Regions from separate parts of the Homo sapiens genome. Here region 2 is linked to region 1. Evidence: chromatin loops called from intact Hi-C (ENCODE). Cell type or tissue: breast epithelium. All regions are shown on one strand. Each heading gives the region's core, and the rest is flanking DNA. Links, peaks and the distances in the headings are about the cores only. Region 1 overlaps NMNAT1 (nicotinamide nucleotide adenylyltransferase 1). Region 2 overlaps CTNNBIP1 (catenin beta interacting protein 1).

Region 1 (16,821 bases), core at 4,916-12,915:
AAATAATTTCTTTCTGTTTTGAGATGGAGTCTCCCTCTGTTGCCCACGGTGGAGTGCAGTGGCACGATCTCAGCTCACTGCAGCCTCTGCCTCCCAGGTTACAGTGATTCTCCTGCCTCAGCCTCCCAAGTAGCTGGGACTACAGGCATGCCCCACCATGCCTGGCTAATTTTCGTATTTTTGGTAGAGACGGGGTTTCACCATGTTGGCCAGGCTGGTCTCAAACTCCTAACCTCAAGTGATCTGACTGCTTCAGCCTCCCGAAGTGTTGAGATTACAGGCGTGAGCCACCGTGCCCAGCCAAATACTTCTGAATAAAATTTTTTTTTTTGAGAAAGGATCTCGGTGTGTTGCCCAGGCTGGAGTCCAATGGCATGATCACAGGTCACTGCAGCCTCTGCCTCCTAGGCTCAAATGATCTTCCTGCCTCAGCCTCCAAGTAGCTGGGACCACAAGCACATGCCACCACACCTGGCTATATTTTTTAAATCTTTTGCAGAGACAGGGTCTCACTATGTTGTCAAGGTGGGTCTCAGATTCCTGGCCTCCTGCCTCAGCCTCTCAAAGGGATTACAGGCATGAGCTACTGTGCTTGGACTTCAAAATAAATATTCTTGGCCAGGTGCGGTTGCTCACACCTGTAATCCCAGCACTTTGGGAGGTCAAAGCAGAGAGATCGCTTGAGGTCAGGAGTTCAAGACCAGCTTGACCAACATGGTGAAACCCCATCTCTACCAAAAATACAAAAATTAGCGAGTGTGGTGGCGCACACATGTAATCCCAGGTACTTGGGAGGCTGAGGCAGGAGAATCACTTGAACCTGGCAGGCAGGGGTTGCAGTGAGCCGAGACTGCACCACTGCACTCCAGCCTGGGTGACAGAGCGAGACTCTGTCTCAAAATAACAACAATAATATAAAAATTAAAAAGTAATAAATATTCTTATATATCCAAAGAATGTCTTAAAAATAATCATTCTGAGATCTTTTTTTTTTTTTTTTTTTGAGATGGAGTCTCGCTCTGTTGCCAAGCTGGAGTGCAGTGGCACAATCTCAGCTCACTGCAACCTCCGCCTCCTGGGTTCAAGCGATTCTCCTGCCTCAGCCTCCTGAGCATCTGGGACTACAGGCCCACGCCACCACACCCAGCTAATTTTTGTATTTTTAGTAGAGACAGGGTTTCACCATGTTCGCCAGGATGGTCTTGATCTCTTGACCTGGTGATCCACCCGCCTCGGCCTCCCAAAGTGCTGGAATTACAGGCATGAGCCAACACACCTGGCCCTGAGATCTTATAAATATAATTCCAGTGACATAATCTTGCTCAAAGTATTTTCAAAACTTTGGGGAATTTTTTGTAGAGCTTGAAGCTTTTTTTTTTTTTTTTTTTTGTCGCCCAGGTTGGAGTGCAGTGGCACAATCTTGGCTCACTGCAACCTCTACCTCCCTGGCTCAAGTGATTCTCCTGCCTCAGCCTCCCGAGTAGCTGGGACTACAGGTGTGCGTCACCATGCTGGCCAATTTTTTGTATTTTTAGTAGAGATGGGGTTTCACCGTGTTAGCCCAGGATGGTCTTGATCTCCTGACCTCATGATCCGCCTGCCTCGGCTTCCCAAAATGCTGGAATTAGAGGCATGAGCCACCGTGCCTGGCCGCTTGAAGCATTTTTATAATTAACATAGAAATATAGCAAATGACAATAAACACATCAATAGTTATATGCTACTTTTGGTTTACAAAAACAAAAGTATAGAATACTTTTATTTTTTCTTTTTGAGACGGGGTCTTGTTCTGTCACCCAGGCTGGGAAAGCTGGGAGGTTTAGCTTGAACATGGCTCACTGCAGCCACGATCTCCTGGGCTCAAGGATCCTCCTGCCTCAGCTACTCGTGTAGCTGGGACTGCAGGCACACATCACCACACCCAGCTTATCTTTCTATTTTTTTGTAGAGAAGGAGTCTCATTTTGTTGCCCAGGCTCTGCTTCCCACTTTGGGAAGTGGAGGTGGGAGGATTGCTTGAGCCCAGGATTTCAAGACCAAGGGCTCAAGTGATCCTCCCACCTACACTTCTCAAAGTGCTGGGATTACAGGTGTGAACCACCACACCTGGCTTTATAAAAATACTTTCGGCCCGGTGTGGTAGCTCACACCTGTAATCCCTGCACTTTGGGAGGCCGAGGTAGGTGGGTCACTTGAGGCCAGGAGTTTGAGACCAGCCTGGCCAACATGGTGAAATCCCATCCCTACCAAAAGTATAAAAATTAGCCAGGTGTGGTGGCTGGTGCCTGTAATCCCAGCTACTTGGGAGGCTGAGGCACAAGAATTACTTGAACCCAGGAGGCAGAGGTTGCAGTGAGCTGAGATCACGCCTCAGCACTCCAGCCTGAGTGATAGGGTGAGACTCTGTCTCAAAAATAAAATAAAATAAAATAAAATTCATACACATTGTCATTTGATTCTCACTGCAAAAAAATAACTTGGCCAAAAGCAATTAGCATGTTCCAAATGATAATCTATAGTTAATTCAGTTTTTCCAGTTAATCTTCGACCTTTGGATATTTAGGTTTTTCTAATTTTTCACTATTACAAACATCTCAAAAAAGAAATAATGGGGGCCAGATGCGGTGGCTCACGCCTGTAATCCCAGCACTTTGGGAGGCTGAGGTGGGCGGATCACGAGGTCAGAAGTTCGAGACCAGCCTGGCCAACATGGTGAAACCGTCTCTACTAAAAAATACAAAAATTCGCTGGGCGTGGTGGTGTGCGCCTGTAATCCCAGGTACTCGGGAGGCTGAGGCAGGATAATTGTTTGAACCCGGGAGATGGAGGTTGCAGTGAGCCTAGATTGTGCCACTGCACTCCAGACTGGGGGACACAGCAAGACGCCATCTTGGAAAAAAAAAAAAAGAAATAGTGGGTTAAAAATAAATCTGGAAATTAAGGCTATGCAATGCCTCACTGTGTACATCTAAGACTTGGCAATACTGAAAACACCTGTGTCAAGACTGTTCATTTGTAGCCCAATAGTAGTCAGACATAACTGCTAGGCTGACCAACTTGCTTTTGTTCAGATTTTATGCTGTCAGTGGACAAAGCTAGTGAATGGCACATCAGGACTAGAATTTAGGTTTCCTGACTCTTAAGCTCTCTCACCAAGAAGAAAAATGGGAGATAAACTGGAACAGTGTAGATTGGAATTGAGCCCTCTCATAGCTAAGGAGTTGAGAAATATAAACTTTAACCCCTTGGACAATGGGAACCTTTGAAGGTTTCTGAGCAAAGGAGTGACAACAGGGTTCTCAAAATAATATGACATGGGTGTTAAAAACCCTTATTTGGGGCCAGGCACGGTGGCTCACACCTGTAATCCCAGCACTTTGGGAGGCCGAGACGGGCGGATCACGAGGTCAGGAGATCGAGACCATCCTGGCTAAAACGGTGAAACCCTGTCTCTACTAAAAATACAAAAAATTAGCCGGGTGTGTTGGCAGGCACCTGTAGTCCCAGCTACTCGGGAGGCTGAGGCGGGAGAATGGCGTGAACCCGGGAGGCGGAGCTTGCAGTGAGCCGAGATCGCGCCACTGCACTCCAGCCTGGGCTACAGAGCAAGACTCCGTCTCAAAAAAAAAAAAAAAAAAAAAACCCTTATTTGGTTGTGTGATCTTGATTTGATCTCTTAACTCTGTTTTTAGGTTCTTTATCTGTAAAATGGAGATAATGAGAAGGCCAATCTCAGTTACTTTGAGGATTAATTCTGAGGATAAACATGGCAAGGGGCTTAGCATATTGCCTGGCACAGTGTTAAAATGAATGGTAGCTGTTATTTTTTTTTTTTTTTCAGACGGAGTCTCGCTCTGTCGCCCAGGCTGGAGTGCAGTGGCGCGATCTCGGCTCACTGCAAGCTCCGCCTCCCGGGTTCACGCCATTCTCCTGCCTCAGCCTCCCAAGTAGCTGGGACTGCAGGCGCCCACCACTACGCCGGGCTAATTTTTTGTATTTTTAGTAGAGACGGGGTTTCACCATGTTAGCCAGGATGGTCTCAATCTCCTGACCTCGTGATCCGCCTGCCTCAGCCTCCAAAAGTGCTGGGATTATAGGCGTGAGCCACCGCGCCCGGCGGCAGCTGTTATTTTTGAGGAAAGTGATGTTACTGATGACAGTGATGATTTGGAATTCATTGGACGGGATGAAACAAGATAGGAAAAGCAGCCACAAATAGTCAGTGGAAATGGAAGTAAGAAAGATACTTGGGGTCCGGGCGCGGTAGGTCATGCCTGTAATCCCAGCATTTTGGGAGGGCGAGGCAGGTGGATCACCTGTGGTTGGGAGTTCGAGACTAGCCTGACCAACATGGAGAAACCCCGTCTCTACTAAAAATACAAAATTAGCCAGGTATGGTGGCACATGCCCATAATCCCAGCTACTTGGGAGGCTGAGGCAGAACTACTTGAACCTGGGAGGTGGAGGTTGCGGCGAGCCGAGATCATGCCATTGCACTCCAACCTGGGCAACAAGAGCAAAACTCCGTCTCAAAAAATATATATATACTTGGGGCCTTCTCGAAAGAAGGCACAGTGGTGGGATCACAGGGACACTGCTAACTGTTCTTAGGGAATAACGGAGAAGGTTCAGTAGTAGTCACTAGGGCATTAGAAAAAAATGAGTTCATCACTAAGAATGATTTAAATGTCTTACCTTTCAGTTACCATCAAAAGTATCATACCATGATTCACTTGGGGCTTGTACCCATACCCTTTATCCCTACCCCAGGCCCTCGATACCCATAAAAACTACCAGTGGTATTATGGGAGGGGGTGATGAATGCGACATGCCCATAGTACCCTGAGGCCTACAGAGAAATCAGGGTATCCACCAGCCACTGAGCATGCTCTCAAAGACTGGTGGAGGGGCTGGGTTCAGCTGGCACCAGACAGACAGCTGGCGTCAGACAACCCCGCCCATCTCAGGTTTCAGTTACTATTCCCAAGAGAGAGATGGAAGAAGGGTAAGGCTGAGTTCGAGAGGTGTGGGTCCTCAAGGGAGCTGCTGCAGTTCTGAAGCAGACTTCAGGGAAGGATGGAACAAACAGCTTTTAGCCCTACACTTGGGGATAAGCTTAGGTTTCCAGGTGATGCCCAAGGGATGTGGAAGGGCTGGAGGAAGCTGATCTCTCAGCATAAAGGAAGCTGTCTTTCTCCCTTGTTACATCTATAACTTGTCTCAAATATCCAGCTCACAGTTCCACTAACTGTTAACAAAGCCAACTCGAGCTCACACCAGACTCTAAACCTTCAGAGCCACACAAGAGTTAAGGTTACAGTGAGCTCCTATTGCTGCCAAAAGTGGGTTTTAAAGAACTAGGGTCTGTCCCTTTCCTGAAGAGTACTTCCTCCATATCATTGCAGGGCACATGCGCATGCGTATAGGGGGGCTGTGGCCGATTGATGAATGGGTGCAGCAGTTTGGAAACTCTAACGGGACTGACCTGGGTCCTCCTTGTCTTGCTCCAGGTGCTCTGGGCCCAGTGTCACCATGATTCACTTTTGTTTGGCCCACACGGCCTATCGCTTGCACTGCTGGCTGCTGAGAACTCACCAGCTCAGGCTGTAAGTGTCCCTCCTCAGCTCACTGTGACAATAAGGAGTTCATTTCTTTCTCTGGCAGTCTTGAGGCTTAAAATTTACTTTTAATTTTAAAATTACTAATCTTGGGCTGGGTACAGTGGCACGTGGCTGTAGTCCCAGCCACTCGGGAGGCTGAAATTGAGCCACTGCGTTTTGGCCTGGGTAGTTACTGATCTTTATTATTATTATTATTTTTGGTAGAGATGGGGTCTCGCTGTGTTGCCCAGGCTGGTGTCAAACTCCTGGCCTCAAGTGATCCTCCCACCTTGGCCTCCCACGGTGCTGGGATTAGAGGCATGAGCCACCACACCTGGCCAAAATAACTGATCTTTATGTTTTAAAAACACTGAGATGTAAATATTAACATAACATTAAGCCAGGGTTTTTTTGTTTTTGTTTTTGTTTTTTTTAGAGATAGGGTATCGCTCTGTTGCCTAGGCTGCAGTACAGTGGCACAATCATTGCTCACTGCAGCCTTCAAATCCCAGGCTCAAGAGATCCTCCCACCTCAGCCTGCCAAGTAGCTAGTACTACAAGCACACGCCATCACTCCTGGCTAAAAAGTCAGTTTTTTAAAAATCAACTTTTCGAAAACAATAGTAATTCTGTTTGGCTTTCCCTATCGCATATTTCAGGATGCTCAGTATTAAACCTGTGTTGGCTAAGAGTTAAGTAACATGGCTGACCTCACCACCTCTCAGGATTTACACCTCTAAAAGGGTGCTATTCCTTTCAAAACAATAACTTTAAGCATGTAGCTATGTTCTTGTTCCAACAATGCTGCCATTAAATACTCTTGGGGGTATATTTTGAAATTGCATATTCTTTTGAGTACCTTCACTGGGGATAAATCTGTCTTTGGAGGGTATATTTGATTTCTGTGAATCCCCTAAAGTTATTCAGTGCTAAACCCAATTAATAAAATAATCAAGGTGAATTTAATAGTTTACAGTGAAGAAGGGAGTTAGAATGATTAGTTAATGGTGAGATTTTCTTTCTTTTCTTTTTTTGGTGGGGGGACAGAGTCTCGTTGTCGCCAGGCTGGAGTGCAGTGGCGTGCAATCTTGGCTCACTGCAACCTCCACCTCCCAGGTTCAAGCCATTCTCCTGCCTCAGCCTCCTGAGTAGCTGGGATTACAGGCGCATGCCACCACGCCCAGCTAATTTTTGTATTTTTAGTAGAGATGGGGTTTCACCATATTGGTCATGCTGGTCTTGAACTCCTGACCTCATGATCTGCCTACTTTGGCCTCCCAAAGTGCTAGGATTATAGGCGTGAGTCACCGCACCCGGCCTCTTTTTTTTTTTTTTTTTTTTTTTTTCCAAGATGGAGTTTCACTCTTGTCCCCTGGCTGTAGTGCAATGGCACGATCTCAGCTCACTGCAACCTCTGCCTCCCGGGTTCAAGCGATTCTTCTGCTTCAGCCTCCTGAGTAGCTGGGATTACAGGCGCCCGCCACCACACCCAGCTAATTTTTGTATTTTTAGTAGAGATGGGGTTTCAGTATGCTGGCCAGGCTGGTCTCAAACTCCCGATCTCAGGTGATCCACCTGCCTCGGCTTCCCAAAGTGCTGGGATTACAGGCTTAAGCCACTGTGCCCGACCAAGATTTTCTTACATGCCATGGAAACTACGTACACGTAATCTCAAAAGAATTTCAAAAATGCTTTGAGCAGTAACAATTTTCATTTGCTTGTGCAAGTTGTGGTAGGTAGATTAACTCTCAGTTTGTCAGTTAACAGTCAGTTTCCTCATTTAAAAAAATGGAGAACCACAGTCCTATGTCATAGGATTTTGTGCATATTAAATTAGATAATGCATGTAAAATGTTTGACACATTTGTCTACCAATTATGAATATTGATAACTTAGTATTACTTGCAGGTTGTTTTACATTAATTTACAGTCATGATAAAGGAACCAAGGTTCTAAAGATTCCCTAAAGATCAGTATCAACAGGCTGGGAGCAGTGGCTCACACCTCTAATCCCAGTACTTTGGGAGACAGAGGTGGGCGGATCACGAGGTCAGGAATTCAAGACCAACCTGATCAGCATGGTGAAACCCCATCTCTACTAAAAATACAAAAATTAGTCGGGCATGGTGGTGTGCTTCTGTAGTCCCAGATACTCAGGAGGCTGAGGCAGGAGAATTGCTTGAACCCAGGAGGCAGAGGTTGCAGTGAGCTGAGATCACACCACTGCACTCCAGCCTGGGTGACAGAGCAAGACTCTGTCTCAAAAAAAAAAAAAACAAAACAAAACAAAAAATCAGTATCAACAAAGCCTGCTAAATAATGGGAGAACAATAAGTAGTAGCTATTTTAATATTCTTATTGAAGTATTATTAGATAGAATTTTATTAGAATGCAATGGATCTCAATTCAATCAGAAACACCATCTCTACTAAAAACACAAAATATCATTATGTTTAAAACTTTATCTCTGTAGTTAAATGTAACATTATCACCAAACAGAACCTGAATTTGTTTTCTGGAAGCTATTTCATCACTAAACGAGTAATGTAAAATGTTAATTGCAGCCTGCCCCATGTTTTCTGCCCCTATTACCAAGGGCAATCACCTACTTCACTTCTTTGAAAAGCCAAAAATCTCAATATAGTGAAGATAGCTGTGGGTAAACTGAGCTTAACTTTTAATCCACACTTACTTCTTCTGGTATAGAAAGCCATTAAATAGGAGACAATGAGGGGACCAATGTCTCAACTTACAGATTCCCTGGAGACCAGTCCCAACGGTCTAGCGTTAGCTTATGTCTGCAGGGCTGAGGGTGACAGGCACGCCCGACCTGATTATTACTTAATATGTTCTTTCAGATTCTGTCTTCGAAATTATTCTTAGCGGAAACAGTCTGTTAATAACTTTAATTCTAAAAAAAAATCTGAAAACTGAGAATCTACTTAAGCGAGGGGGAGTGACAGGAAGCTGCAACACTCCTTGTAATTAGCCGAACTCAAACTCACCAGCTTCTATTACAGAAAGTCTGTGTAAAATAAGTCATTTTTCCTTACTAGAAGTCAGAATTCCCATGAAATAGTTTTTCACCAAAATCGCAAATTAACGTGAATTTAAAAACTGGTAAATAAGGGCTGGGCACGGTGGCTCACACCTGTAATCCCAGCACTTTGGGAAGCCGAGGCGTGGATCACGAGGTCAATAGTTCGAGACCAGCCTGGCCAACATGGTGAAGCCCACTCTCGCGTGGTGGCGCATGCCTGTAATCCAGCTACTCGGGAGGCTCAGGAAGGAGAATTGCTTGAACCCGGGAGGTGGAGGTTACAGTGAGCCAAGATCGCGGCACTGCAAGAAACAGAGTGAGACTGCGTCTCAAAAAAAAAATGGTAAACAAGACTGGGCACGGTGGCTCACACCTGTAATCCCAGCACTTTGGGAGGCTGAGGTGGGCGGATCACCTGAGGTTGGGAGTGTGAGACCAGCCTGACCAACATGGAGAAACCCTGTCTGTACTAAAAATACAAAATTAGCCTGACATGCTGGTACATTCCTGTAATCCCAGCTACTCAGGAGGCTGAGGCAGGGGAATTGCTTGAACCTGGGAGGCAGAGGTTGCAGTGAGTTGATATCCCACCATTGAACTCCAGCCTGGGTGACAAGAGCGAAACTCCACCTCAAAAATAAAAATAAAAAGGCCAGATGCAATGGCTCATGCCTGTAATCTTAGCATTTTGGGAGGCCGAGGCGGGTGGATCACAAGATCAGGAGTTTGAGACCAGCATGACCAACATGGTGAAACCCCATCTCAACTAAAAATACAAAAATTATCCAGGCATGGTGGCATGTGCCTGCAATCCTAGATACTGAGGAGGCTGAGGCAGGAGAATCGCTTGAACCTCGGAGGTGGAGGTTGCAGTGAGCCAAGATCACACCATTACATTCCAGCCTGGGTGACAGAGCGAGACTCTGTCTCAAAAAAAAAAAAAAAAAAGGTAAACAAGGCCAGGATCAGTGGCTCATGCCTGTAATCCAAGCACTTTGGGAGGCCAAGGTGGGCGGATCACCTGAGGTCAGGAGTTCGAGACCAGCTTGGACAACATGATGAAACCCCATCTCTACTAAAAATGCAAAATATTAGCCAGGTGTGGTGGCACACGCCTGTAATCCTAGCTACTCAGGAAGCTGAGGCATGAGAATCGCTTGAACCCAGGAGGTGGAGGTTGCAGTGAGCTGAGATCATACAACTGCACTCCAGCTTCAGTGACAGAACAAGACTCTGTCTCAAAAAAAAAAAAAAAAAAAGGTAGACCAATCACTTGAGGTCAGGGGTTCGAGATCAGCATGGCCAACATGATGAAACCCCATCTCTACCAAAAAATACAAAAGCTAGCCGGGTGTGGTGGCACGTGCCTGTAATCCCAGCTACTGGGAAGGCAGAGGCCCAAGAATTGCCTGAACCTGGGAGGCAGAGGTTGCAGTGAGCAGAGATCGCACCACTGCAGTCCAGCCTGGGTGACAAAGTAAAACTCTGTCTCAAAAAAAAAAAAAAAAAGAAAAGAAACATGGTAAACGTTATTTATTTACCAGTGATGACACTAATAACTCTTACTATTATTTATGGACTATTTTGTAGCATTTATTTACAGTCATGGTAAAGGAACCAAGGTTCTCAAGAGAAGTGAGTTGCCTACAGCCAAGATGAACCCAGTGCCAGAATAAGAATTAGAGTTCAAGGATTAGTGCCTTCTGGTGTTACGCGTATACCATAGATTTCCTGTAATAAGTAATAAATTAATGTATCACCCAGTTTATTGACTTTTAGGCCCAGATCTTCCCAATATTGCAGCCAATCTCTCCTGTACAACCTGGTTAGTAATACCATCTTTACCTTCTTCACAATTGGTAAGTGTGTAGTTATCCGTCAAGCATTTATTAAGTATCTACTACAAATAGTAGCCAGACACTGCTACAACAAAAATTGGTAGGACAGAGCTCTCTGCTCTTCAGGAACTCATAGACTAAAATTAAAAAAACAACTCACATCTAAAATTCAGGTGAAGGGAATCTTTAAAAACTTCCTAAGTATCTCTTTTAGTTGTTTTTGCTTTTTGTTTTTTGAGATGGAGTTTCACTCTTTTTGCCCAGGCTGGAGGGCAATGGTGCAATCTCGGCTCACTGCAACCTCTGCCTCCCAAGTTCAAGTGATTCTCCTGCCTCAGCCTCCCTAGTAGCTGCAATTACAGGCATGCGCCACCACACCCAGCTAATTTTGTATTTTTAGTAGAGAAGGGGTTTCTTTCTTTTTTTTTTTTTTTTTTTGAGACAAAGTCTCGCTCTTGTCCCCAGGCTGGAGTGCAATGGCGCGATCCCAGCTCACTGCAACCTCCGCCTCCCGGGTTCAAGCGATTCTCCTGCCTCAGCCTCCCGAGTAGCTGGGATTACAGGTGCATACCACCACGCCCAGCTAATTTTTTGTATTTTAAGTAGAGATGAGGTTTCACCATGTTGGCCAGGCTGGTCTCAAACTCCTGACCTCAGGTGATCCACCAGCCTCAGCCTTCCAAAGTGCTGGGATTACAGGCGTGAGCCACCGCGCCCAGCTTAGAGATGGGGTTTCACCATGTTGGTCAGGCTGGTCTCAAAGTCCTGACCTCAGGTGATCCACCTGCCTCAGCCTCCCAAAGTGCTGGGATTACAGGCGTGAGCCAGCGTGCCTGGCCTCTCTTTTAGTTGTTCTATAATTTGAGTACGGAACCAAATTAAGTTAAACATAAATTCCTTTTTTTTTTTTTTGAGATGGAGTCTTGCTCTGTTGCCAGGCTGGAGTGCAGTGGTGTGATCTCGGCTCACTGCAACCTCCGCCTCCTGGGTTCAAGCGATTCTCGTGCCTCAGCCTCCTGAGTAGCTGGGATTACAGGCACGCGCCACCACACGAACCTAATGTTTGTATTTTTAGTAGAGATGGGGTGTCACCATGTTGGCCAGGATGGTCTCAATCTCCTGACCTTGTGATCCACCCACCTCAGACTCCCAAAGTGCTGGAATTACAGGCATGAGCCACCATGCCTGGCCCAAATTCCTTCTGCTATAAAATTCTTTAGTGTTATAATATTAAAGTATCGGGTTTTTCATTCAATAAATAGTCATTGATCAAGAGATGATTCTGCGTAGAAAAACAAGGACAATGGCAACTTGAAGTCAAAAAGTGATACAGGGCTGGGTCCAGTGGCTCATGCCTGTAACCCCAACACTTTGAGGCTGAGGTGGGAGGATCGTGTGAAGTCAGGAGTTCAAGACCAGCCTGGGCAACATGGTGAGACATCATCTCTACAAAAAATAGAAGAAGTTAGCTGGGCATGGTGTCATGCACCTGTAGTCCCTGCTACTTGGGAGGTTGAAGTAAGAGGGTCACTAAAGCCCAGGAGGTGGAGGGTGCAGTGAGTCATGTCATTGCACTCCAGCCTGGGTGACAGAGGGAGGCCCTATCTCCAAAAAAAAAGGACACAGAGTTGGTCTCTATTCTCAACATTCTGAAATGTGGAGAAGTTTAAGAAATATTTTAGCTAATCTATCTTAATTATATTTTCCTTTGAATGTGCTTTTAAGAGTGATGTATGGGCCGGGTGCGGTGGCTCATGCCTGTAATCCCAGCACTTTGGGAGGCCGAGGCAGGTGGATCACCTGAGATCAGGAGTTCAAGACCAGCCTGGCCAACATGGCAAAACCCCTTCTCTACTAAAAATACAAAAATTAGCTGGGCATGATGGCACGTGCCTGTAGTCCCAGCTACGATGGGGACTGTGGCAGGAGGATCGCTTGAACCTGGGAGGCGGAGGTTGCAGTGAGCCAAGATCGTGCCACTGCACTCCAGCCTGGGCAAGAGAGCAAGACTCTGTCTCAAAAAAAAAAAAAAAAAAAAAAAAAAGAGTGATATATGATTTCAGCAAAAACTATGTCCGAATTTTTTAAAATGAAAAAATAGGGCCGGGTGTGGTGGCTCATGCCTGCAATCCCAGCACTTTGGGAGGCCAAGACAGATGGATCACCTGAGGTCACGAGTTTGAGACCAGCCTGGCCAACATGGTGAAACTCTGTCTCTACTAAAAATACAAAAATTAGCTGAGCGTGGTGGCACACGCCTGTAGTCCCAGCTACTTGGGAGGCTGAGGCAGGAGAATCACTTGAACCCGGGAGGCAGAGGTTGCAGTCAGCCGAGATCATGCCACTGCATTCTAGCCTGGCAACAGAGTGAGACTCCGTCTCAAAAAAAAAAACAAAATTAGCTGGGTGTGGTGGTGCAGGCCTGTAATCCCAGCTACTCAGGAGGCTGGAGCAGGAGAATCACTTGAGCCTGGGAGGCAGAGGATGCAGTGAGCTGAGATGGCGCCACTGTACTCCAGCCTGGCAACAGAGCAAGACTCCGTCTCAAAAAAAAAAAAAAAAAGCCCGCGCACAGTGGCTCACACCTGTAATCCCATTTTGGGAGGCTGAGGTGGGTGGATCACAAGGACAGGAGATCGAGACCATCCTGGATAATGCAGTGAAACCCCGTCTCTACTAAAAATACAAAAAAAATTAGCCAGGCGTGGTGGCGGGCACCTGTAGTTCCAGCTACTCGGGAGGCTGAGGCCGGAGAATTGCTTGAACCTAGGAGGCAGAGGTTGCAGTGAGTCAAGATCACGTCACTGCACTTCCACCTGGGCGACAGAGCAAGACTCCGTCTCAAAAAAAAAAAACATGCATACAATCTATATCAAAGGAAAAATTAGTTTGCCCAGACTGGACATTTCTGTTCCACAGCAGGAAGGGAAGGAAACAAATTGCATTTAGGTTTGCATTCAAGAATCTGTTTCTAGCCGAGCGTGGTGGCTCAAATATGTTTCTAGCCGAGCGTGGTGGCTCACGCCTATAATCCCAGCACTTTGGGAGGCCAAGGTGGGCAGATCACCTGAGGTCAGGAGTTCGAGACCAGCCTGGCCAACATGGTGAAACCCTGTCTCTACTAAAAATACAAAAAATTACCCAGAAGTGGTGGTGCACACCTATAATCCCACCTACTAGGGAGGCTGAGGCAGGAGAATCACTTGAACCCAGGAGGCAGAGGTCACCGTGAGCTGAGATTGTGCCACTGCACTCCAGCCTGGGTGACAGAGTGAGACTCTGTCTTAAGAAAAAAAAACAAAAAAACAAAGAATATGTTTCTTTCTGAGATGATTAAACCTAAAAACTGATGCTGTTCCTCTGTCTTTTTAGGTTTTACTGTGCAGTTTGTTCAGATGGAGCCATTGCCACGGGCACTGAAGTGGATGTCTTCTGCATTTGGTGTGGGATCCTTCAGTTAAGGAGTCTGCACTATGGTGTTAACAGTTTTGGCAACAGACTGTGTATGTTTTTAAACAATGAATTTCTTTTTTTTTCTTTGAGACAGAGTCTCACTCTGTCACCCCAGCTGGAGTGCAGTGGCGCAATCTGTGCTTACTGCAAGCTCCGCCTCCCAGGTTCACGCCATTCTCCCGCCTCAGCCTCCCGAGTAGCTAGGACTACAGGTGCCCGCCACCATGCCCGGCTAATTTTTTGTATTTTTTTTTAGTAGAGATGGGGTTTCACTGTGTTAGCCAGGATGGTCTGGATCTCCCGACCTCGTGATCCACCCACCTCGGCCTCCCAAAGTGCTGGGATTACAGGCGTGAGCCATAAACAAAGAATTTCTAAAGGCTTATCTTAATCTGAAAGTTTGGCTGTAAATAATATGTCTTCAATATTTATTTTCTACTGACACCAAAAGAAGAGATATGTGGAGATGGAATACCTGATTAGGCACATGTCACAGTTAAAACATTTCACTGGGGAAAGTTTAAAAATTCTACAAGAGATTTTTGTTTTTGTAGGTGAATTCTACTTTACTAGAGCTTCGAAAAGTAGTTAAGATATTAATCAACAGTGAAACAGGCCGGGCACAGTGGCTCACGCCTCTAATCCCAGTACTTTGGAAGGCTGAGGCAGGCAGATCGATTGAGCCCAGGAGATGAAGACCAGCATAGGCAATGTGGAGAAACCCCATCTCTACAAAAATTACAAAAATTAGCTGGACCTGGTGGCACGTGCCTGTAGTCCCAGCTACTTGGGAGGCTGAGGCAGGAGGATCCCGTGAACCCAGGAAGTCAAGGCTCCAGTGAGCCATGCTCACACCACTGCACTTTGGCCTGGATGACAAAGCAACATCTTGCCTCAAAACAAACAAACAACAACAACAACAACAAAAAAAAACTGAAGCTGTTGGATTGGGTTTGGCACAGTATACAGCAAGACTTCTATTTCTTGCTAAATTGGCACCTTCATTTAAATCCTTGTGGCAAAACATTTTTAACACATTCTGATTAAAAGACAAAGTATTCCTCATAGCACCTTTTCTCTCTCAAATGTAGGAAACAACAACCCCTGAACTTTACTACTTGTCTGTGCTCCTGTCGGTGAGCAGCTTAACTTCTACAGGTAAGCAAGAAAACTTCCCAAGTAACCAATCCTTGTCAAAGGCTTACCAGTCCTTCGAGGCAAGTAACTACTCAACCAGCACTGTGACTGTGATGTTGCAAGGAGAATATTAAGCTCTAGTTCCTCTTTTTTTTTTTTTTTTGAAACAGAGTCTCACTTTGTTGCTTAAGCTGGAGTGCAGTGGCGTGATCTTGGCTCACTGCAACCTCCTCCTCCTGGATTAAAGCAATTCTTCTGCCTCAGCCTCCCCAGTAGCTGGAATTAAAGGTGTGTGCCACTATGCCTGGATAATTTTGGTATTTTTAGTAGAGATGGGGTTTCGCCATGTTGGCCAGGCTAGTCTTGAACTCCTGACCTCAACTGATCCACCCGTCTCAGCCTCCCAAAGTGCTGGGATTATAGCTGTGAACCACTGTGCCCACACCCTAGTTCCTCTTAAAGCAAGAGATCCAAGAAGCTAAGAAGTATGAAAAGCAAAGCAAAGAAAACGGGGGGAGGGGAGGGTTAGGATGGCATATGAAAAGCCATCCTTCTCACGTTACTTCCACTGCATTTAATGAGATCCTATTCTTTATCCTGTAGTGCTTTTGTCAGGCCTGGGGCTGATCTGGCGGGCCAGGGTGACCTGTCGAAGGCCAGATGCTAACCCAACAGTCTGAGCCATCTGGGTCCTGTTTTTCCTGTCTGAGATACTCGTCTCTACCAGGCTGGGCCTGTCCCAGCAGCACTGCCACCTATCGGCCATCACACGACCATCTCCTATCCTGCTATTTCAGCTGAACAGCAGGGCCAATAACAGGAAGCATGTCAAAATCAGTCATTTAGTAGAAAACTGCATTATGCCAGGCGTGGTGGTTCATGCCTATAATCTCAACACTTTGGGAGGCCAAGGCGGGCGGATCACTTGAGGTCAGGAGTTCGAGATCAGCCTGACCAACATGTCAAAACCCTGTCACTACTAAAAATACAAAAATTAGCCGGGCATGGTTGCAGGTGCCTGTAATCCCACCTACTTGGGAGGCTGAGGCAGGAGAATCACTTGAACCCGGGAGGCAGAGGTTGTAGTGAGCCGAGATTGCGTCACTGCCCTCCAGCCTGGGTGACAGAGCGAGACTCTGTCTCAAAAGAAAGAAAAAGAAAGCTGCATTTAAGTATTAATGAGCACTCACTGACAATGGATAAAAAGAAACAGTTCCGCTGAAATCACAGGACTGACATCATAACCCAATTCACCCCAAATAAAGATCTCCTATCAAATACTTTCACAATGATTATTGTGATTTTCTAAACCTCATTTTTTGTTCAATGAAGTTAAGTGGCATCAGCTGGGAGACTGCTATAGAAATAAGTGCTGAAAAAGAGGAAGGAAAATAGAAATCTTAGTAATGAACAAAGGTTTAGTTTCAAAAGACCCCAGTAATTCAGATTGTGTATTTAAACAAGGTCAATTTATTGCTTCTTTAAGAATGTAGTGGGGCCGGACACGGTGGCTCATGCCTGTAATCCCAGCACTTTGAGAGGCCGAGGTGGGCGAATCACTTGAAGTCAGGAGTTTGAGACTAGCCTTGCCAACATGGTGAAACTCCGTCTCCACTAAAAAAAACAAAAAAATTATATATATACACATACATATATATATATACACACACAAAAATTAGCTGGGCCTCTTGGTGTGTACCTATAATCCTAGCTACTCGGGAGGCTGAGGCAGGAGAATCGCTTGAACCCAGGAG
Region 2 (15,160 bases), core at 1,986-9,985, 67 kb after region 1:
GGGATTAGAAGCGTGAGCCGCCATGGCCGGCCTAATTTTTATATTTTTAGTAGAGACGGGGTTTCACCATGTTGGCCAGGCTACTCTCGAACTCCTGACCTCAGGTGATCTGCCTGCCTTTGTGTCTCAAAGTGCTGGGATTGCAGGCATGAGCCACTGCACCCGGCTGACTTCTAGGTTTCATTTCATATTTTCTTCTCGCACTGTTTTCTTTGCCTGTGTTTTCGTCTAATACATTCACTCCATGTTTTATACATTAAAACTTTGATCCATATCCAAGGTATCAAAGCCAGCATCACCAGAATTGGGGCAAACTGGCATTATGCACTTCTAGTGGAACACTGATACATCAGATACATAATTTCTTGTGAAAGTGTTTAAGGAACAATTGGCCAAATCCAGATTGTGGAACATCCTAAAGACAAGGGTCCTGGACTCTAAAAAATGTTAATATCCTGATAAACAAAGAAAAGCTGCTAAACCACTCTAGATTAAGTAGGTTGAAGAGCATGGGAACCAAATACAACTGAGATCCTTGATCCAGTCCTGGATTAAACACAAGTGAAGGCCAAATTGAGGGGGAGGGGGAATTGGGGAAATTTGGATATGGGGTGGATATCAAAGATACTACTTGGTCAATATTAAATTCCTTGGGAAGGTCGGGCGTGGTGGCTCACACCTGTAATCCCAGCACTTTTGGAGGCAGAGGCAGGAGGATTGCTTGAGGCCAGGAGTTCAAGACCAGCCTGGGCAACATAGCAAGTCCCATCTCTTAAAAAACAAAACAAGGCCAGGTGCGGTGGCTCATGCCTGTAATCCTAGCACTTTGGGAGGCCAAGGCGGGTGGATCACGAGGTCAGGAGTTCGAGAGACCAGCCTGGCCAACATGGTGAAATCCTGTCTCTACTAAAAATACAAAAAATTAGCTGGGCATGGTGGCGTGCACCTATAGTCCCAGCTGCTCGAGAGACTGAGGCAATGGAATCGCTTGAACCCGGGAGGCGGAGGTTGCAGTGAGCCGAGATCGTGCCACTGCACTCTAGCCTGGCGACAGAGCAAGACTCCATCTCAAAACAAAACAAAACTAGGCTAGGCATGGTGGCTCACGCCTGTAATCCCAGCACTTTGGGAGGCTGAGGCGGGCGGATCACGTGAAGTCAGGAGTTCAAGACCAGCCTGCCCAACATGGCAAAACCCCATCTCAACTGCAATACAAAAATTAGCTGGGCATGGTGGTGGGTGCCTATAATCCCAGCTACTTGGGAGGCTGAGGTGGGAGAATCGCTGGAACCCAGGAGGCGGAGGTTGCAGTGAGTTGCAATTGTGCCATTACATTCCAGCGTGGGTGACAGAGTAAGACTGTCTCAAAAACAAAACAGGCCGGGTGCAGTGGCTCATGCCTGTAATCCCAGCACTTCGGGAGGCCGAGGCGGGCGTATCATGAGGTCAGGAGATCGAGACCATCTTGGCTAACACGGTGAAACCCTGTCTCTACTAAAAATACAAAAAATTAGCAGGGCATGGTGGTGGGCGTCTGTAGTCCCAGCTCCTTGGGAGGCTGAGGCAGGAGAATGGTGTGAACCTGGGAAGCAGAGCTTGCAGTGAGCCGAGATTGCACCACTGCACTCCAGCCTGAGGGACAGAGTGAGACTCTGTCTCAAAAAAAAAAAAAAAAAAAATAGCCAGGCATGGCAGTCACACTTGTGATCCTAGCTAGTCAGGAGGCTGAGGCAGGAGAATCTCTTGAACCCGGGAGGCGGAAATTGCAGTGAGCAGAGATCACACCACTGCACTCCAGCTTGGGTGACAGAGCGAGACTCTGTCTCAAACAAAAAACAAAACTAGCCTGGGCAACATGGTGAAACGCCATTTCTACAAAAACTATAAAAATTAGCTGGGTATAGTGATGCATGCCTGCAGGCCTAGCTATTTGGGAGGCTGAGGTGGGAGGATCGCTTAAGCCTGGGAGGTGGAGGTTGCAGTGAGCTGAGATTGCACCACTACACTCCAGCCTGGGTGACAGGGTGAGACCCTGTCTCACAAAAGAAAAGAAAAAAAAAAAGCAGTCGAGTGTGGTTGTGCACACCTCTAATCCTAGCTACTCAGGAGGCTGAGGGGGGAGGATCACTTGAGCCCTGGATGTTGAGGCTGCAGTGAGCTGTGATCGCACCACTGCACTCCACCCTGTGTGACAGAGCGAGACACTGTTTCAAAAAACAAAACCAAACAAACAAGAATTCCTTGGGGTGTTAATGATATTGTGGTTATGTAGGAGAATGGCCTTAGGAGATCTGTGCTGAGGCATTAGCCAAGTATCATGATCTCTGCAATTGACTTTCAGATGGTTCAGGAAAAGCAGCAGTGTGCGTGTACCTTGACATATACCCACAGCACAGAGCCATAAAACATATATAGCAAAATGTGAACAGTGGGACTCCAGGAGCAAGGTATGTGGATGTTCTTGTACTGTTCTTTTAGCTCTTCCGTGGCTTTGGAATTTTTCAAAAGAAAAAGGTGAGGAGGAAGAAAAAAAAACAACTTTGTTCCATCTGGAATTGATTTTGATTGCAGGTCCTTTGGTTGCCGTGGCCCTCCTGGGTTATTGTCCTGGATTTCTGGTTTCTTTGTCCTTTTACAGCATGTACAATAGTCAGTTTCCCTCTCTCTTAGGAACTTCTTTTTTGGGTGAGTTATTCTTTTTTCGGACTTGGAAGTTTTTATGATTAGTGTCTTTCTGGCAGACTTCAGTGACTTTTCTAGAAGCAGGTAAGACCTAGCATGCTTTGTCCTGTGCGTTGATGCCTTTTTTGGTTTTGTTTTCGTTTTTTAACATTGCATTATGTGCTCCAAGGAAATTTGCAAGGAAGTTTTGTTCTCTGGGACTTAAACAAAGTCTTAATCCTCAGAAATCATCTTAATCATCAAATTAATGTGTCGTGTAATTAACCCTCTTCCAGTGACCCTTGAGATAAGCTTTTTCCTCTCAATGGAGAGTTTTTGCAGGAGGGCAGGTCCTGCTTACATTCTTTGGATATGGGCTTGTAAAGACTCCTGGGTTTCATTTTGTAAAATGTAACAGTCTTGGGTGAGTCGTTGGCCTGGAAAAACTGGAGTCTTTTTGCCAGGGGAGCTCTTAACAGACCAGTTTTGCCAGAAGCTTCTGCTTCCTTTCTGTGGTTTGGTGACTAACAGTTTCGTGGCTTTGGGAAAGGGGATGTCATTACAAATGGGTGATGGTGGTTCGTCTCCTGAGCTAGTTTGCCAGGGTGTGCCCAGATCTGGGTGTTCATGCCTGCGCCCATTGTGACTAGGGACAGTTTCTTGGACACTTTACACTGGCCGCCCCTGTGGCTACTCTCCTGAGCTTGTCTGTGGTGGCTTTAACCTTGAACAAACCCTCCAGGGTTTGTGGGTGGATTCCTATTGTATCAGGTGCTGTATTTTCCCCTCTTCTGGAGCAAGTGCGTCTTTTCTGATCTTCCTTCCCTTCAGCTCCAGCTGCCACTGTCCTTGCCTTCAGACTGGACAAGGCCTTGTGACCCATCAGGAGTTTTTGTCCCGATACCGTTTCCCACAGTAAGTTAATGGGATAAACACATGGGAGATTCTGAAGGGGTCTTTGTTTAAAGCATTGTTGATTTTGATTATTGGCTTGTTAAACATTTGGAGAGGAAGGAAACTGAGTCCTCAACAGCCTCTTAGGGGGAGGTTTCCTCCTTCCTTGGATTATGTTTTGTTCCGAGGTAGCTGGAGGGGAAAGGATCAGGAAGGTCGCCTCCTGCTTAGTAGAGCAGAAGCAATCACCCAAACAAGCAAGCAGTGTGGCTCACGTGATGCGTGGAGCCAGGAACCCTGGCCTCTGTAGCACAGATGGGTGTATTTGCGAAGTAAACAGATACACCTATATCTTTATGCAAATTAACACATACCTTTATGCTGACAGCCTGTTGGAAAGAGGCAGTGGCCTTAAAACTTCTTTTCTTTTTTTTTTTTTGAGACAGTCTCGCTCTGTTGCCCAGGCTGGGGTGCAGTGGTGTGATCATAGCTCACTGCAACCTCAGACTCCTGGGCTCTTGGGATCCTCCCACCTCAGCCTCCCAAGTAACTGGGCCTACAGGTGCAAGCCACTGCACACCCAGCTAATCTTTTTTTTTTTTTTTTTTTAGACGGAGTCTCGCTCTGTCCCCCAGGCTGGAATGCAGTGGCGCGATCTCGGCTCACTCCAAGCTCTGCCTCCCGGGTTCACGCCATTCTCCTGCCTCAGCCTCCCGAGTAGCTGGGACCACAGGCACCCACCACCACGCCTGGCTAATTTTTTGTATTTTTAGTAGAGACGGGGTTTCACCGTGTTAGCCAGGATGGTCTTGATCTCCTGACCTCATGATCCGCCCGCCTCAGCTTCCCAAAGTGCTGGGATTAGAGGCGTGAGCCACCGCGCCCAGGCTGCACCCAGCTAATCTTTTAAAGATTTTTTGTAGAAGCCAGGCTCGGTGGCTCATGTCTATAATGCCAGCACTTTGGGAGGCTGAGGTAGGCAGATCACATGAGGTCAGGATTTTGAGACCAGCCTGGCCAACATGGCAAAACCCTGTCCCTACTAAAAATACAAAATAAAATTAGCTGGACATGGTGGCACGCACCTGTAGTCCCAACTACTCGGGAGGCCGAGGCAGGAGAATCACCTGAGACTGGAAGGCAGAGGTTGCAGTGAAACGAGATTGCGCCACTGCACTCCAGCCTGGGCGACAGAGGGAAAGAGCGAGACCCCATCTCCAAAAAAAAAAAAAAAAAAAAAAAAAAAAATTTAAAGAGATGGGGTCTTACTTTATTGCCCAGGCTGGTTTTGAAGTCCAGGCCTCAAGCAATTCTCCTACCTCAGTCTCCCAAAGTGCTGGGATTACAGGCATTTGCCACTGTGCCCAACAAAACTTATTTTCCGAAGAGTTTGATTGGGAAGCGTTTCCCCAGGAGGCTGCACCTGGGGTCTCTCAGCCAGGTCCTGAGGATGACCATCCCCAGAGCCGGGTGGTGAGGAGGGGGCTGCTTCCGGGGGCACAGTCCTGCAGCCGATCCAATTGATTTAATGACCTAATCCTCACCACAGGAAGCTGGAGGCTTTCCCAGCCCTGGGATTCTGAGGGGATGCAGCAAACTCAGTTCAGGAAGCTTGTTTGTTTGAACCAATTATAGAGGCTTTAATGAGGGAAAGCTATGGAGGGAATGGGGCAAGGGGAGAAGAGCTGGAGAGAGAGGTGCCTGTTGAGAAGATCTGGGTGACCCTCAGGCAATGGGAGGGCCGGGCCATGCCCAGGCCTGCCTCTGAGGATGAGGCTTGTCCTTGTGGGAATGGGGTGGCGTGAACATGTCAGTGTGGTTCAGAGTGAAGGGACCTTATGTACCTTGTGGAGAAACGTGAGTGCCCCCCACCCCCGCCAAAAATAGCACTGTGTCAGTTTTCCCCCTTTCTTCTTGAAGTACTTTTAAATTTCCTAATGTAATTAAAATTTTAAGCTGTGACCCTGCAAAGAGCTGGCATAGCTTTTGACAGCGGGATTGATGGAGCTTCCATAGGTCAAAATTTCCAGTCTGATCGCACTCTCTGGAGGTGACCCGCACTCTCTGGAGGTGACCCATGCTCTCCAGAACCTCTGGGCCAGGCTCCATCCCTGGAATTACTAGGTCTGGAAGTGGTCCCTTCCTGACAGAAATGCAAATTAATTTGCCTTTTGGGGACTTAGTCAGCTTGCTGGGGATCTCTCTGGTGTCCCAGGAGAGAAAAAGCGTTCCTCTACCTCCAGTTGACACAGAGGATCTTTTGATGCCTTTGCTCAGGAAGCTTCCTGCCAGGTGCACAGCCCATGGGGAAGGTCGGTCAGGCCTGGGAGGCCTCATACCCAGGAGTGAGGGGGCGCTTGTACCCATGCAAGAGCTAGGATTCCAGCCCTTCCATTGGCTTATAAATAGAAGAAGGCTCTGGATTCTGCATTAGTAACCCCTCTGGAACCTGCCAGAGGCTGAAGGTAATGAGTCAGACTGAATTAAAGGAAGATCCGTGGCTGGATTTTGTAGGCGTGCTGGTTCCTGACTTCAGGTCTCAGGCTCTGACTTGGCCAGGTTCCAGGGCTCCAGCTGTTCTCTGGGAAGAAAAAAGAACCTCTTTTAAAATTAAGCCGAAAGATGCCTTTCTTTTCTTCTGTCCTTGTCCCCCCACTGTGCAGAGAGAAAACCTCCACCAGCACGTCCCCTTGGTTAGAACAGTAGAGCCTGAAGACATAGCCCAGGATCTTCAGTGTTCTGGGGCAGCCAAGGAAACTTCCTCAGGCTCCACATGCCTTCCTGTTTGCATTGTTTTCAGCTGAATTTCAAGAGGCTGTCAGAGCAGGCCTGCCAGGTACTCTTGCCTCTGTAAAAAGGTGGGTTTCACTCAATTCAGGACTGGAGAGACAACGAGATCTGGGCCAGAATCACAAGGATAAATATTTTAAACCAGAAGATGTAAACAGATGCCTCATGCCAATCCAGTTATAGGAACATGCAGGTTCCTCCAGCTCCTTGGTGTGTTAGGATTATCTGAAGTGAGGCCATGCAAAGGCTGGGGGGCACTTCCTTCATGGTTCCCATTCACTTCACCACTCGAGGAGCCCCAGTTGTGGCTAGCAGTGGTGTCTCACCTGTCCAGATTCTTCAGCACAGAGCCTTACAAGTTTTTCTAGGGTCCACAAAAATATTGGCCATGTGGGAAAAAAATATATCACTCCCTCTACTCTTGTGAGTTACGTGAGGATTACATTTAATAAGAGATGTGGGTTTGTTTTAGTATGTCTCTGAGAATAAGGTTCCCTGGGGCCTATAAAGGCCTTAAAACCACCCCCGGTCTGTCCTCAAAGAGCTTCCAGTCTGGTGGTGAACATTTCTCAGATATCCAGGTACAGTGTTGGGGCGGTGATGCGAGAAGAGGAAATGCAGGCGGATGTGCAGACACAGGCCTCGAGGCAGCCCAGAGAAGGTGTTGTAGAGCAGAGAACATCTGTGAGGCTTGGTCTCAGGAATCAGGGAGGGAAGGAAGTTCTAGGTGGAAAGCATAGCAGATGCAGAGGCCCAGAGATGTGGAGGGAGCCTGGTGCAATCGGCAGCTCCGAGATGGCCCCCTAGTAGGGCTTCTCACTCAGCTCTCCAGACGTGGGGCTGGATAATTATTGGTGGTGGGCACTGATCCTGGCCTCTACCCAGCAGGACCCTACTAGTCGTGACAATCAAAAATGTCTCTAGATATTGCCACATTTCTGCCGTGGGGCAGAATCGCCCCCATTGAGAGCCACGGCTGTAGAGGGAATATGAGGGTAAGCTTGGATCTGACCGCCTGCCTCAGTGCGTGGGAGGGACAGAAGGAGCCCTTTCTTTTTGCTTCCTGTCCAGCGTGCAGGTCCTGGGGAAGCTGTCTCCAGGCAGGTTTGTGCCTGTGCTGGAGCACTTTGGTGTGTGTGGCATGCCTGCTGGTGGCCTGCAGAGCTTGCTCTGAACAGGAGCCCCTTCATAGAAAGGAGGATGCCCCAGTGGTTCCAGGCGCCTCCCTCCCAGCCTGGTTGCCGTGTCAGTACCTTTCCTGCAGTAGGTAGGCGGCTCAGCTGGGTGCAGCATTGCATTCTGGCCATTGCGGGGCTGTATTGAATGAGGTCAGGTGGATTTGATTTAAATGCTCCCAGAACCTTCCGAAAGGGCCTTCATCAGAGAGCTCTGGACCTGGAACAGCGTGCACGGCACTGCTGTGAAGGGGACAGGCGGGCTACTCTGATCTCGGAGTGTGCATAGGGCAAACTGTTGAGAATTCCAGAATCACTCCCACGGCAGCAGACCTGTAGCCAGAGAGGAAAGGGTCCTCCTGCATTTGGGCTTCATGGCTGCCCCCACTGGAGGAGGGCTAGCTGTGGCTAACATGGGGTGGTCTGGGATGCGATGCAGATGGCACTGTGTGTAGACAGATGCAGGGCCTCTCCCCATCGCCTTACATTACCATTTCTTAATTTTTTTTTTTTTTGAGGCAGTCTTGCTCTGTCACCCAGGCTGGAGTGCAGTGGCGCGATCTCGGCTCACTGCAGTCTCTGCCTCCTGGGCTCAAGCGATTCTCCTGCCTCAGCCTCACACCCAGCTAATTTTTGGTATTTTTTAGTAGAGACGGGGTTTCACCATGTTTGCCAGGCTGGTCTTGAACTCCTGACCTCAGGTGATCCGCGCACCTCAGCCTCCCAAAGTGCTGGGATTACAGGCATGAGCCACCGCGCCCGGCCACCATGCCCAGCTTTTAAATTTTTTTTTTTATTTTTTGTAGAGATGGGGTTTCACCTTGTTGCCCAGGCTCAAACTCCTGGCCTCAAGTGATACTCCCACCTCAGCCTCCCAAAGCGTTGGGATTACAGGCATGAGCCACTGTGCCCAGACCATATTTTCTTTTTAAAAATTAATTAGCGGGGTGTGGTGGCTCATGCCTGTAATTCCAGCACTTTGGGAGGCTGAGGCAGGTGGATCACTTGAGGTTAGGATTTCAAGACCAGCCTAGCCAACATGGTGAAACCCCGTCTTTACTAAGAATACAAAAATTAGCTGGGTGTGGTGGTGGGTGCCTGTAATCCCAGCTATTAGGAGGCTGAGGCAGGATAATCACTTGAACCCGGGAGGCGGAGGTTGCAGTGAGCTGAGATCGCACCACTGCACTCCAGCCTGGGTGACGGTGTGAGACTCCATCTCAAAAATAATTAATTAATTTCTATTGGTATATAATAATTGTAAGCCTTATTTTCGAATTAATCTCTGATTGGCAGTGGGTTGGACTCTAGCCGTTTTTCTTTTTCCTGTAAGGTGGATTTTTCTTTTTCTTTTTTTTTTCTTGAGACGGAATCTTGCTCTTTTGCCAGGTTGGAGTGCAGTGGCGAGATCTCAGCTCACTGCAACCTCTGCCTCCTGGGTTCAAGCAATTCTCTTGCCTCAGCCTCCCGAGTAGCTGGGATTACAGGCGTGTGCCACCATGCCCAGCTAATTTTTGTAATTTTAGTAGAGACAGGGTTTTACTATGTTGGCGATCTCTTGACCTCCTGATCTGCCCGCCTCCACCTTCCAAAGTGCTGGGGTTACAGGCGTGAGCCACTGTGCCCGGCCCACATTTTTCTTTTAATTTCAGTTAAAATGGATAATGCGTCTGTCAACTCCTGAGCCAGAAGGGGCTGTTAGGAGAGAGGGAAAGCATGGCCTTGGATCCAGGCTTACCACTTATTACTCCATGGCCTCAGGCAGGTTACTTACCTTCTCTGAGCCTCAGTTTTGTCATCCATAAAATGGGAATAATTCCTACCTTGCAGGCTTGTGAGGGCTGACTGACTCTGCCACTCTGTGCCTGGACTTAGAAAATGCTGTGGTGACAACAGTAATTATTCTTCGGTAGCATCACCTGGCTTCAGGGAGCAGGAAGGAGCTTTGCATCAGGTTTGAATTGGGGTTGGTGACCTCAAGACACATTCCCCATCCCAGGCTTATCCCCTAAGAATGGGGCTGTGGCCTGCAAATGCCATGCCTCACTAGGAGGCCTGTTTTGTCCTAGCTCTGCTGGTGGAGTGCGGTTCGGGAATACCGAGCGTGGCTGTGGATGGAGGAGGCTGCAACGTGGAATATATTAATTAAGGCGGTTGCTCCTGAGGCCTGAGAGTCTGGGAGGTTGTTGCAGTTTAATTACTGAGAGTGGAGCGTGTGGAAATTCCCTCTGGCACTCCCTTTTTTGATGTCGCTAGAGGACCTGAGGTGCTACCTTGTGTGGGACTCTAGCAGGAGCTGCGGCAGGCCTCTGCCCCCCGTCCCCCTCGCTGGCTCAGAGTGACTTTTTACCCAGGTACTTGTATACTGGAGAGCAACAGGGCAGAGCGGTTGAGACCTTGAACAATCTGGGTTCCATCCTGCTCCGATGTGGACTAGCTGGGCCATGACAGGTGAGTTATGTCACCTCTGTGCACCATGGCATGCCCATTTGTAAAGCCCTGTAGGGACGTGTGTGGCGAAGACTGAATGATTCACTTACCTGAGAGTTGCCAATGGTGCAAGGCACAGAGTAAGCCAGAGTACGTGTCAGCTGCTTCTTTAAAGCAGTGCTCTCGACCTGGCAATTTTGTCCCCTACGGGACACATGGCAACGTCAGAAGATATATTCGATTCGATTGTCACAACTGGAGGGGGGCTGCTACTGGCATCTAGTGGGTGGAGGCCAGGAATGCCTCTCAGCTTCTGCAATGTGCAGACAGCCCTCCAGCAGAAACGCACCCAGTCTGAAATGTCAGCGGCACCCTGCTGAGAAGTGTTCCCAGTGATTCGGGGCAGCACTCAGACTGTGGAAGCAAGGTCCCCTCCCGCCTCTCTGTCCCTTATCATTCCTCTGAGCCAGCTGGGGACTGACGGGCAGCTGGGAGAGAAGAGGCGAGAAGCTGAGGGTATTAAAAGCCTTTGAATTCTTACTGTTTATTTTTACTCCCATCCCCCATACTGTAACAAAAAGCATTTACTTACATGGTCTGTGTCATTTTCTTATCTCATTAGTATAGTAACTAGAATTTATTGAGCCTTTGCTGTATACCAGGCACTCACTGGGCCAAGTGCTTTTTTTTTTTTTTTTCCTCAAGATGGAGTTTCACTCTTGTTGCCCAGGCTGGAGTGCAATGGCACAATCTTGGCTCACCACAACCTCTGCCTCCCAGATTCAAGCGATTCTCCTGCCTCAGCCTCCCAAGTACAGGCATGCACTACCAACACGGCTAATTTTGTATTTTTAGTAGAGACAGGGTTTCTCCATGTTGGTCAGGCTGGTCTTGAACTCCCAACCTCAGGTGATCCACCCGCCTTGGCCTCCCAAAGTTCTGGGATTACAGGTCTGAGCCACCGCACCTGTCCTCTTTTTTTTTTTTTTTAGAGACAGGGTCTTGCCCTGTCACCTAGGCTGGAGTTTAGTGGCATGATCACTGCTCACTGCAGCCTTGATTTTCCAGGCTCAAGCGATCCTCCCACCTCAGCCTCCAGAATAACTGTGACTGCAAGTGCACGCCACCACACCTAGCTAACTTTTGTATTTTTTGTAGAGACGGAGTCTCATTATGTGCCCAGGCTTCAAGTGCTTTCTTTGCATGTTATCTCATTTTCACAACCTGCCCTTGAGGTAGGTGCTGTTATCACCCCCTTTCTACAGAAAAGGAAACAAAGGCTCAGAGATGGAAAAACCTCTTAAAGTCTAAAATTCAGCTCGTGATTGTCCCCCAAAATTGTTCCACTTGCTTCTCCCCATCTCAATTGATAGGAATGTCGACCTTCAGCCACTTAGACTGAAAACCCGGGAGCCGTCACCATTGCCCCCACATCCCACAGTGCGCTCCCTGTTGTCTGCCTGTGCCACGAGTCCCCAGCTGGCTGCCTTGAACCCTCACCCTCTGCTGCTGCCCTCTCACCTGAGACACCAGCAGATCTGCCTGGATTCCTGCCACGGCCTCTACTCTGGCCCTGGGCCTGTCTCCATTCAACAGTCAGGTGGTCCTGCTGGACCCCGAGTCAGACCAGCCATTCCTCTGCTCCCAGCTCCCAGCTGCCCTTGTGACACAGGCCCTGTCCCCTCTTCTGCCTGGGCCTGTTCCACCGCAGCCCCACCCCAGTGCTGGCCTGCAGCCGCCCCTGTGCCCCCACCATAGGGCCTCTGTCCAGCTCTGCTCCCCAACTCCCTCCCTCACTGTCTTCCCGTCTTTGCTCAGGAAGGGCCCGCTGCCCACCCTCACACTCCTGTTCCCACTCACCCGCGGGTTGGCCCCAGCACCTGTCTTTTTCCTGTGTGCTAAGGATTTCCCCATCACTCGTGTTTTATTGTCTGCCCTCCCCTCTCTCTAGGATGTACATACGCATTTGGGGCTGGTTTTTCTCTGATGTGTTCCAATTCATAGCAAATGCTTCTCATCCTCCCATGACAGCACCTTCCTCTTCCTCAGGGTTCCTTGGGCAGCTGACTCTGAACTGGTGACCAGGTCCCCTTGGCTCCCACACCTTGTCCTGGTTGTGACCTGCTAGATAGAAGCTTTGCCTGTGGGTCCGGGTGGCTCTGGGCAGCCTGAGTCTTCCTTTCAGATCCTGATTTCTGTTGGGAGGCCTGGGGCTGGGCAGCTCTCGGGGATTAAGGCCTGGCTGTCTTCCCTCCTCCCTTGAGCTGTGGGGTCTACAATGGTGCTCTCTTCCTCCCCAGACTGCCCTGCCCCAAGGGCTGCCATGGCCCCTGGTGAAAGCCTGGCTGGCTGCTGGCTGATCTCTCCCTCCCTGCTGTGGGCTGGGGAGTGTGCCTGGAGCCATTCCCAGGAAAGGGCATCCAGTTAACTGAGCTTAGCTGGTCCTCCCCTCTGGCCCAGTCCCGTCGCCCCCACTCACTGCCCAGCAGCTGTTGGGTCCCTTGTACCCCGGCTCTGCCTACAGGCCCAGCCACAGGCAATCTGCTGGCCCAGGTGCCCTCCCCCTTCCACGGGAGCCTTTTCTGTGCCTCTGCCTCACTCTCCCCTTCCTCTGCTCCCTGCCCTCCTCCTCCTTCCTCCTTCCCCATGGATTCCCTCCCTCCTGCCCACAGCATCTTCAGACTCCCGTTCCCCCACCTTCTTCCTCCTTGACTGTTTGGGTGGTGACCTCCCCTGAGCTCCCCCAGCACCGTTAAGTCAGCCGACCCACCTGGAGGAGGCAAAGCCGAGGTTAAGACTCACCTGAGGCTGAGCACAGCTCTCAGGCAGAGCAAGTGGGGGCCAGGGCACCTGGGAAAGGACAGGCAAGATTCTGCCCCTCTTCTCCCTCTTGCAGGGACCGACAGACTTGACAACGGTGACAGCACTGGGTGAGTACTGAGTTCCAGGAGGACCATGAGGAGGGAGGGAAAGGGTTTCTAGGCAGAGGAAGAAGAGCAGAAGCCACTCATCCTCCCTGCTCTCCTTGTGGGCCTGCCATGCCACACACCAGGTGCTGGATCAGGCTGGCATGGGGTTGTTACAGCTACTGAAGCAGCCCCTGTCCTGTTGGAGCATGTGCATGGGGGGCAGTCCCATGCTTAGTGAGGGCTGTGATGGGGACAGGAGCCTGTGGGGCCTGAGTAGACATGGGATGGGGCAGGTGGACCTCTCCCCTGCCCTGCTCTGCCTCCTTCATAGAAAACCCACTGGTTCCTGCCTCTCGGGAGCAGCTCTCACTGTTCTTGCTCCCTCTCTGCCCTGCACCTGGGCCTCGTGAGGTCCTGCCTGTGGTGTCCCACCTGCCCTTCCACACATCTCACACAGGGCTTCACATGAATCCACCCAGACTCCGGTCTTCCTGGGAGACCACTCTGCCCGAGTCATCTCCTGACCAGGGCCCAATGCCCTCCGCTTGGCAGGTTGGACTTCCTTCCAGAGAGAGGCTCCCCCGGTCCCTGACCTACCCTCCTGCGCCGTCCCGCTGCTGCCACCCAGGCACCCGCTGTTCCTGACTGCTCTGGCTCTGCGTGCCCACAGAAGGAGCCCCCTGCCCTGCGGCTGCCCCACCCGTGCTTGCACGTGTTTTCTTCCTGAGGCCCCCCATTCTCACTCCAGGCCAAGTAGCCCCCAGAAGTGCCCCTGATGTTTCCCGGAACTAGCTTGTCACCGTGTTTCGATTCTGGCCCTGGAACCCTCTGCAAATGTTCACCGTAGTGCTGACTTGATCCCAAGGGCACGTGCACTTGTGCCATTCCTCTGCTTTTGCGCCTCCATGGGCTTCTCAGTCCCAGCTGTCCAGCCTGTCCTTTGGGGCCTCACCCTGGACATGTGCCAGGCCTCTCCCCACAGCCACAGCCACAGCCCCACTCTTACACTCCTCCTGGCTCTTCTCTACCCAACCAAGCCCCTGCCTGGCTGCTCCCCCTCCTCTCCTGCTTCCTGCTGCTCCACCCCAGCCTCTGCTCCACACCTTGGCCACAGTGGTCTTTTCAAGCTGAGGCTTGACTTCCTTCTGCTGAAACACCTCTTCCCCTCCCACTGAGTGCCCCTGTGGTCCAGCTCTAACTTGGCCTAAGCCACAACTCTTCCTGCTTCGGGCCTTCCTACGTGTATGCCACCCCTACCAACTCCTCCTTCTCCTCCAGGCTCCCAGCCGCACATCCCCGAGGCGACTCAAACTTAACCTTCATGTTCTTTGTCTCAGTGTCTGAGATCATTGATCTGGGTGACTTGACTGGTGTCTGTCTCCCCCTGCTCATTGGAAGCCTCTCATCACATGTGAGCCGTGGCTCTTTTGCTCACCTGTGTATTCTCAATGCCTGCCGTAGAATAGATGCTCAGTAATTGTTCGCTGAACTTCTGTGTCTTGTGCCTTCCCCTTTCTCTCTACCAGCAAACTCCTGTTCATCCTTCAAGGCCCAGCTCCAGTGACTTCTCCCTGGAGCCATTGGCAGCCAGCCTCTCCCCTGCCTTCCTGCAGAGCTCACTACACCCCTTTGCTCTGCCACTTCCTATGCTGGCTTAAGGCCCTGGGTCTTCTTTCCTCAGGGGAGATGCTTGGCACAGTACATAATATGTGGTTGGCACTGTAGGAGGGTTTGTGTCTTGACCTAACATATCTTTTTGGCTCATTATCATGTATTATTTGTGTGGTTTTCTCTTTGCCTTGTGTTGTGTGGTTTCCTCAGCCACTCAGTCAACTGGAATGCAGGCTCAGTGTCACGGCCCCAGTTCTGTACCTTGTGCTCCCCAAGCCTGGTTCAGGGCTGTGTGTACCTAGAAAAGTTTCAGTAAATCCTTCTTGAGTCCATTTAGTGTCTACTTAAGGTTGTGGAACCCTTGGCAGTTTGAGAAGCATCTTGACCTTCTTTTTCTCATTCTAGACCAGCTGTATCATTTGCAGGGCTCAGTGCAAGCCCCCTTGTTCAGAAATTATTAAAAATTTCAAGGCTGGGGCCCAGCGTGGTGGCTCATGCCTATAATCCCAGCACTTTGGGAGACTGAGGCGGGCGGATCACCTGAGGTCAGGAGTTTGAAACTAGCCTGGCCAACATGGTGAAATCCGTCTCTACTTAAAATACAAAAAATAGCCGGGTGTGGTGGCGGGCATCTGTAATCCCAGCTACTCGGGAGGCTGAGGGAAGAGAATGGCTTGAACCTGGGAGGCG

The links. A loop is a pair of places that touch in the nucleus more often than their neighbours do. Peaks named below come from ENCODE experiments on the same cell type or tissue, not always from the same donor. Only the 100,000 strongest peaks of a DNase experiment are listed, where the experiment ranks them.
Region 2: it touches region 1 in a loop (15-fold over the local background); 6 of 110 quality-filtered maps call a loop at or near these places.

The regions. Positions count from the first base shown.
Region 1 is chr1:9,949,498-9,966,318 of GRCh38, reverse strand. All of the region lies in intron 1 of NMNAT1 (nicotinamide nucleotide adenylyltransferase 1), which reads right to left. It also overlaps the pseudogene TMEM274P. Among named protein-coding and RNA genes, the nearest start is that of MIR5697, 9.5 kb to the left of the region's middle. In breast epithelium, for the core only: no CTCF peak of the experiment used is centred there; no DNase peak of the experiment used is centred there.
Region 2 is chr1:9,881,425-9,896,584 of GRCh38, reverse strand. CTNNBIP1 (catenin beta interacting protein 1) reads left to right here. Exons shown (of 6, transcript NM_020248.3): 2 at 12,847-12,880. LOC124903838 (a long non-coding RNA gene) reads left to right here and starts at 12,887. Exons shown (of 2, transcript XR_007065456.1): 1 at 12,887-13,411. RefSeq lists enhancers at 9,204-9,792, 11,868-12,657. In breast epithelium, for the core only: no CTCF peak of the experiment used is centred there; DNase peaks (open chromatin) are centred at 3,204, 5,294, 6,064 and 7,394; H3K27ac peaks cover 4,524 bases.